2 separate regions of the Mus musculus genome follow, and region 1 is linked to region 2. Evidence: chromatin loops called from intact Hi-C (ENCODE). Cell type or tissue: left cerebral cortex. All regions are shown on one strand.

The links. A loop is a pair of places that touch in the nucleus more often than their neighbours do. Peaks named below come from ENCODE experiments on the same cell type or tissue, not always from the same donor. Only the 100,000 strongest peaks of a DNase experiment are listed, where the experiment ranks them.
Region 1: a loop joins it to region 2, with 2.1 times the contacts of the local background. A loop is called at or near these places in 1 of 42 quality-filtered maps.

What each region holds. Positions count from the first base shown.
Region 1 is chr2:30,115,788-30,123,787 of GRCm38, reverse strand. The region is part of intron 1 of Zer1 (zyg-11 related, cell cycle regulator); the gene reads left to right. Among named protein-coding and RNA genes, the nearest start is that of Zer1, 4.8 kb to the left of the region's middle. In left cerebral cortex, CTCF peaks have their summits at 3,826 and 4,038; DNase peaks (open chromatin) are centred at 444, 809, 3,249, 3,980 and 1 more place; H3K4me3 peaks cover 1,240 bases; H3K27ac peaks cover 4,658 bases.
Region 2 is chr2:29,962,847-29,970,846 of GRCm38, reverse strand. Sptan1 (spectrin alpha, non-erythrocytic 1) reads right to left here and starts at 5,287. Exons shown (of 57, transcript NM_001177667.1): 1 at 5,062-5,287. In left cerebral cortex, CTCF peaks have their summits at 4,782 and 5,464; DNase peaks (open chromatin) are centred at 5,323, 6,315, 6,958, 7,255 and 4 more places; H3K4me3 peaks cover 5,675 bases; H3K27ac peaks cover 4,035 bases.

The DNA of each region.
Region 1 (8,000 bases), 150 kb before region 2:
AGTCAAAGCTTCCCCGGGTTTGCTTGTGCCTTGTGTGTATGACAGAGACGGGAGGGGGAGCAGAGGGTTGGGGGTAGTGGTGCCTAATGCCTGGGAAAAGCTAACTCAATGATGTTTCTGACAGAATGGTTCTCTACAGGCTTCAAGTTAGAGTGACCGGTGGAGATAGCATTGAAAGGGGGGTCACAGAAGCTATGCTTTGACCAAGAGGTTCTTGTTAGGTATGAAGGGTCGATGTGCTTTGCCTTATTCAGTAAATAAACGTACAACATGTTTGATAGTAATAGGTGTCACGAAGCAGAGACTGGGACCTCTGTATAGAATGGTCAGGGAAGGTCTCTAATGAGGTTTCTGTCTGAGCAGAGATGAGTGAGGTAGAAAGTCATTACAGCTTTCTGGGGGCTCAGCATTCAGCAGCAGGCGCAAAGATCCTGTGGTGGCAAGAGAACCCGCTTGGGTCTGAATGAAGGAGGCAGAGTGGGTGGCAAGGAAATCAAGTGAGAAGAAATAACCGCAGGGAACATATTAGGGACTGGCTTGTGATGCAGGGTTGATTTGTAATTTTTGAAATGTTGGAGAAGAATCAATTGTCTGAGGTGACAAATGACCAATGTACTTCAGCCCTGTGTTTTAAGTGCCCTCTTGCTGTCTGTACTGAACATCCATGGCAGAAATTAAAAGAGATTTCTGCGGGAAAGTCATGTCACATTACTGTTTCCTCGTAGTTAGAATGTGAGCAGGTGACCTTCTGCCTCGGTCTTTCCATCTGTAGAATAGGACTGCTAAGCTACAGGGTGCATGTGTGGCAGTGTGGTACATGACAGGAGGGATCCACCCACGACACAGTCCTGCAGCCCTTCTTTCTAGCATCAGCTGGAGGCATCACCAGCTCTGTCTGACTCCCCTGGCTCATAGGATTTGTAGGAATACTGGGGGAAGCTAAGTAGAACTTTATGACACCATTCACTGGTAAAAGTAATGGTCTGTTCTTCGGGGTATCTGTGACCTTGGCCTTGATTGTTTGTTGTGTTTGTTTAGACAAGTTCTCACTCTGTAGTGAGACTGGCAACGGCCTGTGGAATCCAGACTGAGCTTGAACTCAGCAGTTCTCCTCAGCATCCCAAAGGCTAGGACTGCAAACAGGAGCCACCAACTCCAGCTGGTGGCCATACATACATACATACATACATACATACATTTATTTATTCATTTATTTATTTAGAGGCAGTTTCATGTAGACAAGGCTGGCTTCAATCTTGCTATGTGGTCTTGAATTCATAGAGCTTGATCTGCAACTGCCTCCTGATACAGTTCCATCAGATTATATGTGTGTACCACCATGCCTGACCCAAAAAGGACTTTTAAAATCAAGCCCTGAATATCCCCATTCTGTAACATAATATAAGCAAAACGATGTCTTCCAGACAGATTGGAAAAGAACTGTGTTGGACCTATCTGTGGCACTGAGTGTGTGATCGAACTTCAGGTAGAGGCTGTGAATTCTGAAGGCCCCTGGCACAGGCTGAAAATCTGCAGCCTTTGAGGAGAACAACTCCAGATCTTCTCAGCCCTTGAACCTGACTACATCATCAGGCCTGTGCTATTGGCTGAGCAGGGCCAGAGGATTTGAAAATGCAAGGCCAAGGGTCAGAGGCTATGGCTGAGTGATAGAACACTTGCCTAGGGTCCATAAACCCCTGGGGCCCACCCCATGCACCACAAAATTAAGTAACATGTAAATGTGTAAAGTCAGTGATTAGAAGACAGGAGCCTCAACGGCAGAGAAAGCTTCTCTGACCAGAACCCCAGACTAGCACTGTGGTGAGCCAGGGCCTAGCACAGTTCTGCTGCCAGCTTATTGTATATAGTTACGTGAATCTGTTGCTCCTTCTGAACCTCGGTTTTCCCTGCTTTACGCAGAGAATGGTGTCCTCCTGCCCCTGCTGACCCTGGAGAGAGCGGTAGGATGAAACCAGACACTGGTCAGAGAAGAGTTTATCCTTCACTCATGCTCGCAGTGGTGAAGAACACTTGCTGTTACCGTTCATGCCACTGGGTTCGTACAGGGGCATCTAGGGCCCACATGCTCAGGGCCCACTTTGCCTCCAGGTGTTCGTTTGTGTTTAACAGTTACTTAGGGAAGTACCACAGCACATTTGTGGAGGCCCGAGGACAATTTATAAGAGTTGTTCTCTTTCCACCATGAGGGGCCCGAGGCTGAATGCAGGCTTTCAGTCTCGGCAGCACTAACCACTGAAGCATCTTACGGTCTTGCCTTTGGTGGGTGTGTTTCGTTAGCCTCACTGCTGCAGTTCTTGATTCCAGGAATGTGAGCTCAGAAACCACTATGGAGTCAGCTCTTTGGGGACCAACATCAAACCTGGTTCATTCACTAGAGCTGGGTTTCTGGCTTCAGAAGTGAGCAAAGTCCTGGGGATATGGCTCAGACTGTAAGCATGCTTGCAAACACGAGGACCCAAGTTCAATCCCCGGCACCCATATACAGAAGCCATCTGCTGACATGCACTGGTAATCCCAGAGATGGAGAGACAAACGGGAGGATCCCAGCTAGCCCAACATGTGCTCTTTAATATACAATGGAGGTCCTGTGACTTGTGCACGGTCCCTACTTTTAGGAAGCTTCTAGCCCTGGTCCATGGTGCCCATAGAATCATTACCAGAAAACCAGATCATCTGTGGTCAGTGCTCAAGGATGCTTGGAGTTGTAAGGAGGTTCTGATGGCAGAGAAGAGAAAATGAGGCTTGCCCAAGTCGCTGTAGGCGGCACCTCCGAGAACAGACCTGGAAAGCTGGAAAGCCCAGGTCTGACCTACTGAGTGGAGAGCGCATATCTATGTACTGTGCAGACTGCTTGGCACACAGCCTCAGATGCCACACCTGCAGGCTGTAGATCGATCCCTGCCTCCTGGGAGGATGAAGGGAGCCAGTGGGTATCCAGGGCTGAGCAGTGTAGGCACTAGGAAGTTTGACTACACAAGCAGAACCCAAGCAGCCTGCCCCAGTGTTCTGTCCTTCCTCAGTGTGTGTGCATTGTTACTTTGTCAGGAGAGATACCAGCAGCATGCTGGGCATGTGCAGTCTTCCCCCATTCTGTGTCTTCCTAGCAGTGACCTGCAGGCATCGACTCTGTAGATGTCTTTCTCTAACCTCACTTGCACCTCTGTCCCCGAGAGTCCCCTGACACTTGTCTGGACTATCGACACAGCAGCGTTCTGTCCCTAATCTCCAGCCTGGGACCTATTCCTTCCTGGAAGACATTCAACCTCTATAAAGAGGGTTCCCAGAGCTCATGGGTTAACATTTCACAGGATGGGCACTGCTCCAAGGTTTGGATCCTCTGGCTCCCCAGAGTCTCTCTTCCTAGGTGTCAAGATGTTGCTGTGGTCCCTTGCTTCCTCCTCTGAACATTGGTTACTCTCTTATTCATTTATCATTTTATTTTTATTTTGTGGTTTTTTTTGAGACAGGGTTTCTTTGTGTAACAGCCCTGGATGCCCTGAAACCCTCTGTAGACCAGGTTGGCCTCAGACTCAGAGGGACCCACCTGCCTCTGCCTCCCAAGCACTCAGACTAAAGGTGTGCATCACCATGCTCAGCTAACTCTCTCTCTAGCTGGTTGACTGGATGAATGAAGCAGTGTGGTTGGTGAGCACTTTAGATGTACAGAGGTGTCATCTCAGGCTCCTTTTGTGGGACTTAGGGTTCTCCGTGTCGTCTTCAGCAAGTGACTAGCCGTCTCTACCTCAGAGTGCCATCGTGAGGTGATACTGGCAACAGCAAACCTTTGTTCCGCCTAAATGCCAGGCACTAGTAGGCACAGAGGATGTGGGGGTGGGTGCAAGCCGCCAGTCTGTCCTCTGGAGCTGGCAGCTGGGGGGAGGGTCATAGACAAATTGTTATGCAAATGAATGGGTCTCTATTGGTACAGAGTACTGGGCTGTGATGTTTGGCTGGTTTAAATAAGAAACTGTAGGAAGTAAATTCTGGAAGGAGCTGGGTATCCCTCAGGAAGCACAGAGGATGGAGGTGGTACAGCACAGCGGGGGTGGCTGCCTGGGCTGCTGTTGTTTTTCTCCATCTTTTCTTCCACTGCCCTTCCCCCAGCATGTCTTAACGAGCCTGTAAGAAAAGAGACATGGGGTTCTTCTCTGGTTGTCTAGCAATTTCAGAGTCCAAACTGTCTCCAGTTGCCAGAATTCCAGATGGCTGGAACCTGCCTTGAGAGTGGAAACCCTTAAAGGCTCCAAGGGGTGGAGTGGTAGGGTGTCGTGAGCCTCTAGGCTTTGGTTCCAATGAGGGCAGCTCCTTCCTCCCCAGCTCACCCAGATCCCCCATAGCCCTGACCCCTTCAAAGCTGTAGGGTCGGCTCCTGGAGGAGGTGAACACAGGTGACACCATTCACCAGTCTGTTCTCTGGAGGCCTTTGGTGACTTGGGCAACTGATATTATGGTGTCCCTTCCATGTGTGCAGCCCAGCTAGCGCAGGGTAGCTACCTGGGGCCAGGGCTCAGCCCTGCAGAAAAGGCAGTTCTTTCCCAGCCAGGCACAAGGTTCTACCTTGGCCCATAGGGATTCAGCAGTATTCTGGGGACAGTGAACTCACGCTCAGCCTCATGAGAATCGCATCCTGCCAGTCCACTGTGACTCCTGCCATGGTGTTTGTTGTTGAAACTTCCCTTTCCCCAAGCCCCGCGCTTAGTATTCAGTACCAACTGTGTTCATTTCCCAGGAGCCATGGATCTGGGCTCTCAGTGCCTGCATCCTCTGTACCCCAAGCTCTCAGCCATTGCATGTGTCTTCCTACCTCGAGCATTCAGAGCTAGCTAGGACTCATCTCTGTGGTCTTAGCTAAAATGTCAAACCTTCCCTGATGCTCCAGCCCAGAGTGACAGGGACCCTTCCTCTGTCCTTCAGAGCACTGTTCGTGAGATGTGACTGTATCTGGGTTCTTTTTAGGTAGCTGATTGTCTCCTTCTAGTGCCAGAATGTTTCATAGAGGCAGGACCTTGTCTGGTTTGCTCATTATAGGACCTGTGTCCTCAGTAGCTCATGGCTAGGTCCATAATTACTACAGGAACAGTCAGCTTGAAGGACTAGCCTGGTCTACAGATTGAGTTCCAAGACAACCAGGGCTACACAGAAAATCTGACTCAGGGGAGCCTCAGCAAGACCCTCCTCATGGGGTAGGGCCTCCCTAGACATTGGGATGGTAGAATGGGCTCTGTAAGAGGACTTAGTTCATGCTTTGTAGAGGCAAGATACTCACTGATTGGAACTGGACAGTCCTAGCAGATGGAGGGGTTACAAGTGTGGGGCCACAGGTGAGCAGGCCTGGGGCTCTTGCCATCCTGTGGAGGGGGTAAACTAGAGAGGGTCCAGGAACTAAGGAAGCTGGAAAGCTGGTCCCCAGCAGGGCTGGCCTCGCTATGCTGCTCCCTCTGATGTCATTAGGCTGAAGGCCAGGCTTAAGGGGTCTGCAAGTGAGGAAGGTCTTAGGGCTGTCCAAGAAGTCCATTTGTGCTATCCCCAGAGAGTGTTACATTTCCACTGGGCCGGGTGAAGCATGGGTTGTGTGGGAGGCCTGGGTCTAGGGAGAACAGACCCTACTTGACATAGAAGTGAGAGCAGTGTGGCTAAACGTGGCTGTGGCAATCCTAATAGCTGCTTTTAAAGAAAAAAAGAAGGCTGGGCGTGGTGGTGCACACCTTTAATCCCAGCACTCAGGAAGCAGAGGCAGGTGGATTTCTGAGTTGGAGGCCAGCCTGCTCTACAAAGTGAGTTCCAGGACAGCCAGAGCTATACAGAGAAACCCTGTCTCGAAAAACAAAACAAAACAAAACAAAAAACAAAAAAGAAAAAGTCAAAATACCAGGGCCTTAGAGCTGGCGCTGCAGTTAGGAGTACTTGTTTGCGACCCAGTACCACATAGTGTCTCACAAACACCCATAACTCCAGTTCCAGGGGTGCCGTGACATCTTTTGCCTTCAAGCACCAGGCAGGCATGTAGTCCATGAACATACATGCAGGCAAAATACTCACACATCTCAAATAACTTAAGTACAGCTAAGAAAAAATAACTGTTTTAAAGTACATACTATTCTTACAGAGACCTGAGTTCAGTTCCCAGCACCTGCATCAGGCAGCTTGCAGTGACCTCAAACCCCAGCTCTTGGGGTTTTGGCATTCTCTTCTGGCCTCCATGTGTGTCTGTTCTGTGAGCATGTATCTCCCCCCTACACACACGAAATGTAAGTTAGTTTTAGGGCATAATGGCCCATGCCTTTAATTCTCCTAGCTCCGTGTATTAATTATACATACACATATATGTATACATATACATATATAGATAGATGTCAGATCACCTGGAACTGGAGTTACAGACAGTTGTGAGCTGCCATGTAGATGCTGGGAATTGAATCTAAGTCCTCTGGAAGAACAGCCAGAGCCCCTCTCCCTTTTTTTTTTCTTTCCGAGACAGGGTTTCTCTGTGTAGCCCTAGCTGTCCTGGAACTCACTCTGTAGACCAGGCTGACCTTGAACTCAGAAATCCACCTGCCTCTGCCTCCAAGTGCTGTAATTAAAGGCGTGCACCACCACTGCCCGGCTCAGCCAGTGCTCTTAACCACTGAGCTGCCTCTCCAGCCCCCATTTTTATTTTATTAATATGGGGTTTTACTAAGTTGCTCAGGTTGGTCCTGAACCAGTCATCCTCCTATCTCAGCGTCCCCAGTGCAGGCAATGTTGTCTCTTGCCTCCTGTCCTGAGTAGCTTAAAGGGCTCAGGAGTGGACATAGAAGCTAAGCCCATACCCCATTTGGAACCTTCCTCTAAGGCTGTGGTTCTCAACCTCCCTAGTGCTGTGACCCTTAAATATAGTTCCTCTTGTGGTAACCCCCAATCTTAAAATAATTTTCATTGCTACTTTATAACTGTAATTTTGCTTCTATGATGAATTATAATATAAATATCTATGCTTTCCAATGGTCTTATAACCTGTGAAGGAATCATTCCACCCTCCCAAAGGGGTCAAGACGCACAGGTTGAGAAGTGCTGTTGTAAGGACGGAGCCAGACACCAGTTTGTACAGTGTAGCCTTGAGTCTCTGAGCTCGCACATCCTTATCTGTCCCACGACCAGAGCTCATGCACTGTGTGCCGTGAGCAGCACTATCCCCTCAACTCCTCCAGCCCTGGAGAAGAGTTATCATCCTCATGTTTTCCAGCTGAGGACACTGTGGTCTGAAGAAGTGACATTGTTTACCAGTAAATTCTGGAATGGAGTCAGAACACAGACCTGTCTGTCTGACCTTAGCACCTGTGCTTTTGGGTAGATGTTGGGAATTCATTCCAAATCTCATGTGGTAAGCATGGGCTGTACTACATCTCAGAACACTTAAACTTGTCTCAAGTTCAGTATCACAAGGGATTGAGTTGAAGACTGGGTTGGGTACCAAAATCCACAGATGCCCAAGGTGTTTATATACATAGTACATAGTACTCACACAGAGCCAAGCTTAGGTTGATCTCTGCAAGATCAGTATGCACTCTAAACTACTGTACCATCTCCAACCTGTAGGAACTGTTTCTTGTTCACCTAAGTGCAATATGAAGATTCAGTTCTGCAGCCATTGTTGACACTATATTAACTTGCTTAGCACTGGAATGCATCCAGATCTCTTCCAAGTATGGATCCCTTTGATTGGTCCCAATGTTTTGGTTTGCTGTTTGAGACTGGTTTTCTCTGTGTAGTCCTGGCTGGCCGGAGCTTTCTGTATAGACCAAGCTGGCCTTGAACTCATAGTTAACCACCTGCCTCTGCCTCCCAAGTTCTAGGACTAAAATGTGCCACCACACCTGGCTGGCAACAACCATTTTTAATCTCTTTATAGAATTCTAGTATTCTCCACTGTGAGACAACTCACAATGGAGACAACCTGTGAGTCCACGGAGAGGAAAGACCCAAAGCCCATCTGCACCCAG
Region 2 (8,000 bases):
TCCTCATTCTTAACACAAATTTATTTGTACACATTATCAACTGAGCTAGATTCTCTAAACAGAGACTTAAATGAGTATCTTTGTTTGCCAGGCCAGCCAAATGCCAAGAAACAGCTGCTTGAGGCCCTTCTTGGTACTTGGCGAACTGTAAGGTGCCTTCACTAATCTAGAAGCAGTTACATGCCACTATGTATCTACAGTAGGAACATGGAGACACAGCGGTTAGGAATCACACTGTGCTAAGAAACAGACTATGGATAAAAACATTTTCTAACCAAAGGTCAAATGCTTTGGACTCCACAAATCTGGCACCTGTAAGTGAGTGGTTTAGGACAGCCTCACACACATTTCCTAGGCACTTCAAGAAAGAAAAAGTCATGTGACGATGCAAGTCTTTGCTTTTGCTTGTGTTTAAAACCACTGAAACATGCCGAATATCGTGGAGGAAGGAGGGCTTGGCATCGGTTTGCTCCATGGAAAAATTTCGTTGTAATCACCCAAGGCAAAAGCTCACAATCAGTTTGGGTTTTGTTGCTTAGTCAGGGCCCAAATGTGCAGAACGGACAATACCTTTTCTCTGTGGCTTATGAGGCCAGCGTTTTTTGAATCTCAGATTTGCAAAGCAAGAGGACTAACATCCACAGATTTAAAATGGCTTGCCTGGGAACACACTATCAAAGAACTGGTTAGCACCTACAAAGCTGTGTACTAGCTGATTCTCAGATCAAACAAACCAACTGGCAACCAGCTGAGATACAGGTTTTAGTAGCAGATAGGAGAGCAAGCAGAGCAGTAGACAGTATATAAACAAGGCTTTTGGCACCATGAATGAAAACAGTCAATCCTTTTGCTTCAACTACATTCCATCAAGATCTTGGCTCTACACGTCAGCCTTCAAGTTGATTAATTCAGTTCCACTTGTTAGTGCAATTCTGCAGAGGTGAGCACGACTTAAGCATCAAGAAAGCAAGAGATCCATACTGCATTGCATCAAACCCCAGAAATGCAGAGCAATGCTGGGCAACTTACTTCTTATGCTCCCCACATACTATCTTGCTGGTACTTACCTTTCAACCTGCAAAATTCAGATGAAAAGGGTTTATAAGTGCAATATCTTAAGATTCAAGACAACAAAAGGTTATAAACCTTATATAATTAACTGGTCTCGTTTATAAAAGGGGCCTGCCTTGGATTTATGAGCTATAATCATTAGAAAAACCTTAAATTTCTACATCCCACTTTAAAAGTATCAGGACAATTTTAAGCAGTTGTTTTCTTTCTTTCTTTCTTCCTTTCTTTCTTTCTTTTTTTTTTTTTTGAAAAAGGCTCAATGTTAGCAAACATTGAAACACTACACATAAAACATACAAGAATGTTGTTTTGTGTGTGGGGGTATGTGTGTTCTGTTTTTCAAGACAGGGTTTTTTGTGTATCCCTGGCTGTCCTGGAACTCAGACCAGGCTCCTTCAGAGATGCTGGTCTCTGCCTCTCAAGATCAGAGGTGTGCAGCACCACACCCTACCAGAGTTTTGGTTTTAAAGAAAGATACTGAGTTCCATTTCATTCTCAGGGATTATGGTAGAGCTAAGTCAATGGGAAAGGAGATAAACCCAGGTGACAGCACTTGTCCAACTGGAAAACACCATTCACACTATATGTTTTCGGGTAATTTTTCTGAATATCTAAAGTAACTTACTCCCTTGGTTCTTAGGAACCAAGCAGCCATCAATTACAAATCAGCAAACATCACATGCAAACACCAGGATGGCAATAAGAGACCAATATACTCATGCCTTAAGGAGAAACAGAAAGGTAGAAAACAGTAAACATACAACACTTCTGATCATGTGGCCAGCAATCCCAACCAGACTGTCACCAACCTTTCTACTTAACAGAAAGGTCGTGTAGGCAGGGCTTCCCCTTCTGGGGATCATTCAACCTCTTGGACACCAATGTGTCTTCACTGCAAGCCAGGCAAAAACCCAAAAGGCAACACATTTTCTGCATGCTGGTCAAATACCTGAGCTCTGCGCTTACGAAACGATGACAACATGTTGAAGGAATGTGGACTCTAAAGAGGAAGGGGAAGAGCAAGACAACACACTTCTAAGGGCAACTGGGATAGAATCACTTTAAAGTGAAGAGAACAAATCTGTGAAAACACATGAAAACAGGTAAAAATCAAACGGCACTGCCCCAGCATCAGAATCCCACCAGAAATCTGAGCTGTAATCAGGGAGCCCAGGCTTCTGGGAATGGACAATCACCATCACCTAAATGTGCTGCCTTGGCCAATTCATGCTCTCTCTCAGACCCCAGTTTGCCCAAGAATTAATTTTTTTTTTTTCCGAGACAGGGTTTCTCTGTGTAGCCCTGGCTGTCCTGGAACTCACTCTGTAGACCAGGCTGACCTCGAAATCAGAAATACCCCTGCCTCTGCCTCCTGAGTGCTGGGATTAAAGGTGTGCGCCATTACGCCTGGCTCCAAGAATTAATTTTTAATACTGAATGTTCTTTTAAAAATAAATATGCCTCTTCTCATCTACATTCTGATGAAATAGGGATCTTGGGGGCTTTAGGCATTTGCATTGTCAAAGTAATTAAGTAAAAAGATAATTTCATGAAAGCCTAAGTGTAGTAAGGAATTCAAACAACAAAGATTGACCTTGGGGCTAGTTTGCTGGTGCAGTACCTTTACAAAATACAATTATTTCCTACTCAAAACAAGTGTAAGCAGCATGTGTAAGAGATGTGAAAGGTGCCACTCGCTGCACGGCTGTTCCAGCCAGATGGCTCTCTGGCCAGCTCTGCGGACCTCTGCATTCCTGGAATAAGCATTAGCCATCAGATCATGGCATTCCCCTGTAAGGCCACAGCTGACGAGCTGCAGCAGACCAAGAGGCATAGACTGGAGTTCTCCAATAGGCAGTGGGCACTGGTAACAAAGGCAGGCTGCCCTCAGAGCCTCTGTCCTTAGTGCACATTCCACAGACCAGACTCGGGTAGCTATTCCTAAGAGCCATTTCTCAGTATCTGTAGAGGCCCCACCTTTGAGATGAAAGCAGAGAAGAAAAAAATAATAGAAAATTATAATCCAGGGAACTAAAAGATACACTTAATATGACTCTCCCTGCTTAAACCTGTTCATTAGATTACTTGACATCAGATTTCTCCAAGTATTAGATTACTACAAAGCATACAGCCAAGGCTAAAGGCACTACCAGAGAATAAGCCGGCTGCAGCAGCTCCTGCCTGCCATAGGTCCAGCTACTTTGGAAGCTAAGGGTGGAGAAATAAGCTTGAGTCCAGGATCTGAGACATATAACAAGGCCTCCTTTCTTTTAAGAGGGGTAAAAGTCCAGGGTGGTGGCAGCCAGGCTTGTTGGCAGGAGCAATGAGTTCAAGACCAGCTATACCCAACTACATAGATTCAGGATGAGCTACGGGTCAAGATCTTGTCTCAAAAGTAGGGAATAGAATTGCATATCTATATGTCTCCAGGCCTTGGGTTTATCATAAGAACTGTTTCACATTTGTCTGGTATAGGGCAAACTTTGAAATCCATCCTTTTTATCTAGGTCCCTGGATAACAGTCAACACACTTTGAGGGTCCCTTTGAGGAATTAATGACCCAGTTACTAAAAAAGGCTTATTGTTAATTTCCTGCAGGGGATCTACTGCAGCACATTTTTTTTTTCCAACTTTGACTTCAATTTGACCTTTAAAATCTAAGACATTTAGTATGAGTGGGAACCTTGGCTCAATGGCTTCATGCAACTCACTGTTGCTAGTGCTATTCTTAAGCTCTTGTTTCCTGGCTACAAGACACCCCCACCCTGCCATCTTTGATACATTCTGTTTTACTTAAGTCCAATTGCTATGACAACGCAATTTCTGAACACATTATTAAAATACTTCATATGGTTGGTTTCTCTTGTATTCCTTGACAGTCATAATAATTAGCTTTTTGAAAATACCAAGGGTAAAGAACAAACGACTTAAAATGTTTTGGGTCTCTATATAGAAAAACCTGATTATCTGAGAGGCTGAGGCAGGAAAATCCTGAGTTTGAGGCCGGCCTGAGCTATTCAGCAAATTCCAGGCCAGCTGGAGTTACACTGTAAGAGCCTGTAGAGAGAGGGACAGAGACAGAAACAGAGAGATGAAAGTCAACAAAGCCCTATGAAGTGTAGCAGTTCGAAATGATTTCACCCTTTCTGGGACATTCATTTAAAACACACCGACCCTTACTTACATAGAAGCCCTCTTGATGTGTGTGTGTGTGTGTGTGTTTGTGTGTGTGCGCGCGCGTGTGTGCATATGTGTGTGTGTAATTCTAGTACCTGAGAGGATTTTAAAATCAAATTTTTCCTGGAGAAGCATTTCATCAAATTTGCAGGGATAGCTTCAGACAAAAGACTGTTCTATCACTTCACACTGGCACAGCAGTAGAATTTGACCAAAAAAAAACCCCCAAAAAACAAAAAACCCAGAAGCCTTCGACTTAATGTCTTATATAGAAAGAAAAGAGCTGTAAGCTATTAAGTTATTTATTGGATTTGGATCTCCTCCAACCAAGCGGCACCGCATCTAACTATTATACTGGAGCAGGTCGGCACTGGAGAGAAAAGACATTTATTACCAGGAAAGAAAAAGGAGGCCTTTCTGCGGCCGGAGGGCCCGGGACCGCCACACAGGATGAAATTAAGGTCAGCGAGCCCTTCACTGCAGACAGGAGGCTCCGAGAGGTGCGAGCGCCGCAGTTGCGGGCGACGGGCGGTGCGGGGGCGCTCGCGGGTGGGTGCTGCCGAGGACCACCCCCCGCCACCTGCCGCGACGGGTGGGGCCGCGGGCGCAGGAAGGGGCCTTCGCGTACCTTCGGCGGACCGTGACACTCCAGGTCGCCGCCCGGCTCTGCCGCGCCCCGCAGCCCACGCGCCACAAAAGGCGGCGGCGGGGGCCCACGGAGCCGCCCGCGAGGCTCCGCAGCTCATCTGTCCACATCGCTCCGGTGCTCGGCCTCCCGCGGCCTTTCCCTTCCCGCCCACCGCCCTTTCTTACCGGCTCCTGGGGGTGAGGGGCGTGGGTCGCCGCGCTGAGGGCTGCTGAGGAAAAAGATGCGCCGCCGCGGCCCCTGCCTCACGCCGTTCGCTCCGCAGCGGATAGTGACGGCGGCGCGCGCGCACTGTGGCTTTTATAAGCGGCCGCGCGCGCCCCCGCGGCGGCCGAGCGCGAGCGTGAGGGAAGTGCCCCGGTTGGCGACGCGAGAGGCGGGACTCGCTGCTCCACTGCAGTACGGAGAGGACCGAGCGCGTCCGGAAGGAGCCGAAGCTGCGGGGCGGGGTGGTGGGGGTTGGGGTAAAGGACGGGAACGCGCTTGCGAGGGGTGCGGGGCGCGGCACAGAGCGGAGCAGCCGCCGCAGCCGCCCGCCGCGGCGTGGGACCCGAGCAATCCTGCCCCGCCCAGTCCGCCCTGCAGAGAATCTGTGCCGCACCCCTCCGCCCTGGGAGCCCTTCCGAGACTGCGGCGAAGGGCAGGGCGGGGCCCGCCGCCGCAGTCAGGCTGGGGATGTTGCTGCCCTGGCCGGAAAGACGCCCTGTCCCTTTCGGATGATCTCACTGGAATGTTGGCTCCCTCTTTGCACTTTTTCTGGGGGAGGCTTGGCTCTGGAAGACCCAAGTCTGCCTGTTCTGGTGGGGGATGGGGCCAAAAAAAAAAAAAAAAGATGATATAAGGATCCGTGTTTGAGGAGGTGGTAGGGAAAAAAATCCCGGTTAGGGAAAAAAAAAAAAAAAAAAAAGACTGATTTGTGGCGTAAGACTTTATTTCAGGATATGGAGAATTCTTCAGCAATCTTCCTGTTGCCAGTAGACAGAGTGTATTCGTCCCAGTTGATAAACGACATTACTATTTCTTTCCCCAGTATTAATTGAACTTTGCTGTTTAGCTGACACCGCACGTGCTTTGGGCTTTTAATCTCTGCTCTTATTTTACAAGGTAGATGTTGCCTTTCCCATTTTACAAATTAGCATCCTGATGACATAGAAGGTAGCTCTCTCCCCAGGTCAAGCACGAAGCAGCAATCAGAGAACCTAAGATTTGAACACAAGCGTTAAGCAAGTGGGTGCTAGACTTCTGAGAAAAGGAAAACACAATTTCTGTAATTTTTTTCTTATACACAACCCTTTTCAGGGCCTGGCTCTGAACTAAACTCTGTAGCCAGGCTCCCCTACTGCAAAAGCTCTTTCCCTTCCTCCATTTTGGGTGACAGCTGTGTGGCAACCATTGGAGTAGCACCCAGCTCATTCCTGTGTAGTCAGGCAGCTCTGCCAGGCATCAGCCTCCTGGTTACCAAGCCACCCTCCTATTTAAATAATTATAAAGAACTGGGCATTGCTCCAGAACTGGGATGAGGCCCAGTCCCAAGCTTCCTGGTCCTCTGCACTTTGGTTTCTGCTGAGCCTAGGATCTGCAAGGTGACTTCTAAGCTACTCTGACTGTAGGCATGATGGTGAAAGAACATTCCTAGTCATTTTCCTTGGAGAGGAGAGATTTAAAAAATAAAAAAAATAAAATAAAAAGGGAGTGGCCACAGCTCAGCGGCAGCTTCACAGACTCCTGAGATCCAAAAGGCAGGTGCTTGGAGGACAGCATTTAATGCCATCTTCTTTACAGAGAAAACTGGTTGAGGAGCTACTTCCTGGACTGGGCTTTTTTTCCTTTTCTTTTTTGTTTTTCCAGACAGGATTTCCCTTTGTAGTTTTGGCTGTCGTGAAACTTGCTCTGTAGACCAGGCAGGCCTCAAACACAGAGATCCCCCTGCCTCTTTCTCCTGAGTGGTGGGATGAAAGGCATGCAGAAATGCTGTGCATTTCTGAAAACAGCTGATGGTGACCATAGTAACCACCTCTTCAGTCAGCTGCAGCAAATTTAAAACTCAGATGTTCAGCACTGGGTACAAAATGGCTAGTATAACTTAACTCTCCACAATGTCTAAGACCTGATACTTCGGTGGCAAGGGCTCTCTGGGCTGGGCTCCATACTGAAAATAGGGGTTCTACTGTTTCTCCCAAATGCCAAACAAATCCAAGACCTAAAGGGAGCTCTCTTCTGACTGGGAAACTAAAATCCTGCTGGTTGGTCCATTTTCTGATCGGAAGAATGGTCAGGATAACGGCACCCACAGGCACCCACCCTGTTCTCATCTGGCAGGAGAAATGAGCCATCAAAAAGCCATTGCTCATGGTTTCTATTGTTGCTCCCCTCCCTCCCACCAATTTCAGCGCATGCCTCACACTATTATGTGTGGGCATGGGGAAGGGATATTGCAGATAATAACCTTGTTTTTAATGAGAACTTCACAGGGACAAAATAAAGCAAGCACAGCCCAGTGTGACAGCGCGGTTCCGCTCCACGTTCTTGGCCACACCTCTACTGGCCTCCTTACAAGCAGAGAATCCAAGAGAATTCTAAGCTTCTCTTGATTACTGCAGCCCCTAGACTTAAAACTCTAGCTAGCCCTGGTCCCCTGTTCTAAAGGTCAGTTGTTGGTTGGGGAAATATGCTAATTGTTACCTGTCCACTTCTCTACCGCTATCCTGCACTCTCTCTACAAAGTCAAGTGCTTGTATTATTTTTTCCTCCCTGTAAAGCTGATTGGGAAGGATCATGCCCAGAAAATTACTTTCCCCAGAGCTGCAGGAGCAGAGCTGGCAAGCCAGTCACACAACTCTTCCAAACATAGTGACTATGTAAAACCTGAGGGCATTATGCTAAGTGAAACGAGCCAGACAGAAGGACCAATATTAAATGATTCTGCATACCTTACAATCTGCAACTGCTGGGTCTCAGAGATAACAGTACTGGATGGGGGAAAGGGGGAAAGGACCAGTTTCCATTTTGGAGGAGAAAGTTCCGGCAGTCTGGGTTGGGCACTTCTGAACACATTCTACCATGTAGACTATTTCCTAAAACATTTACTACATTTATTCATGTGTGT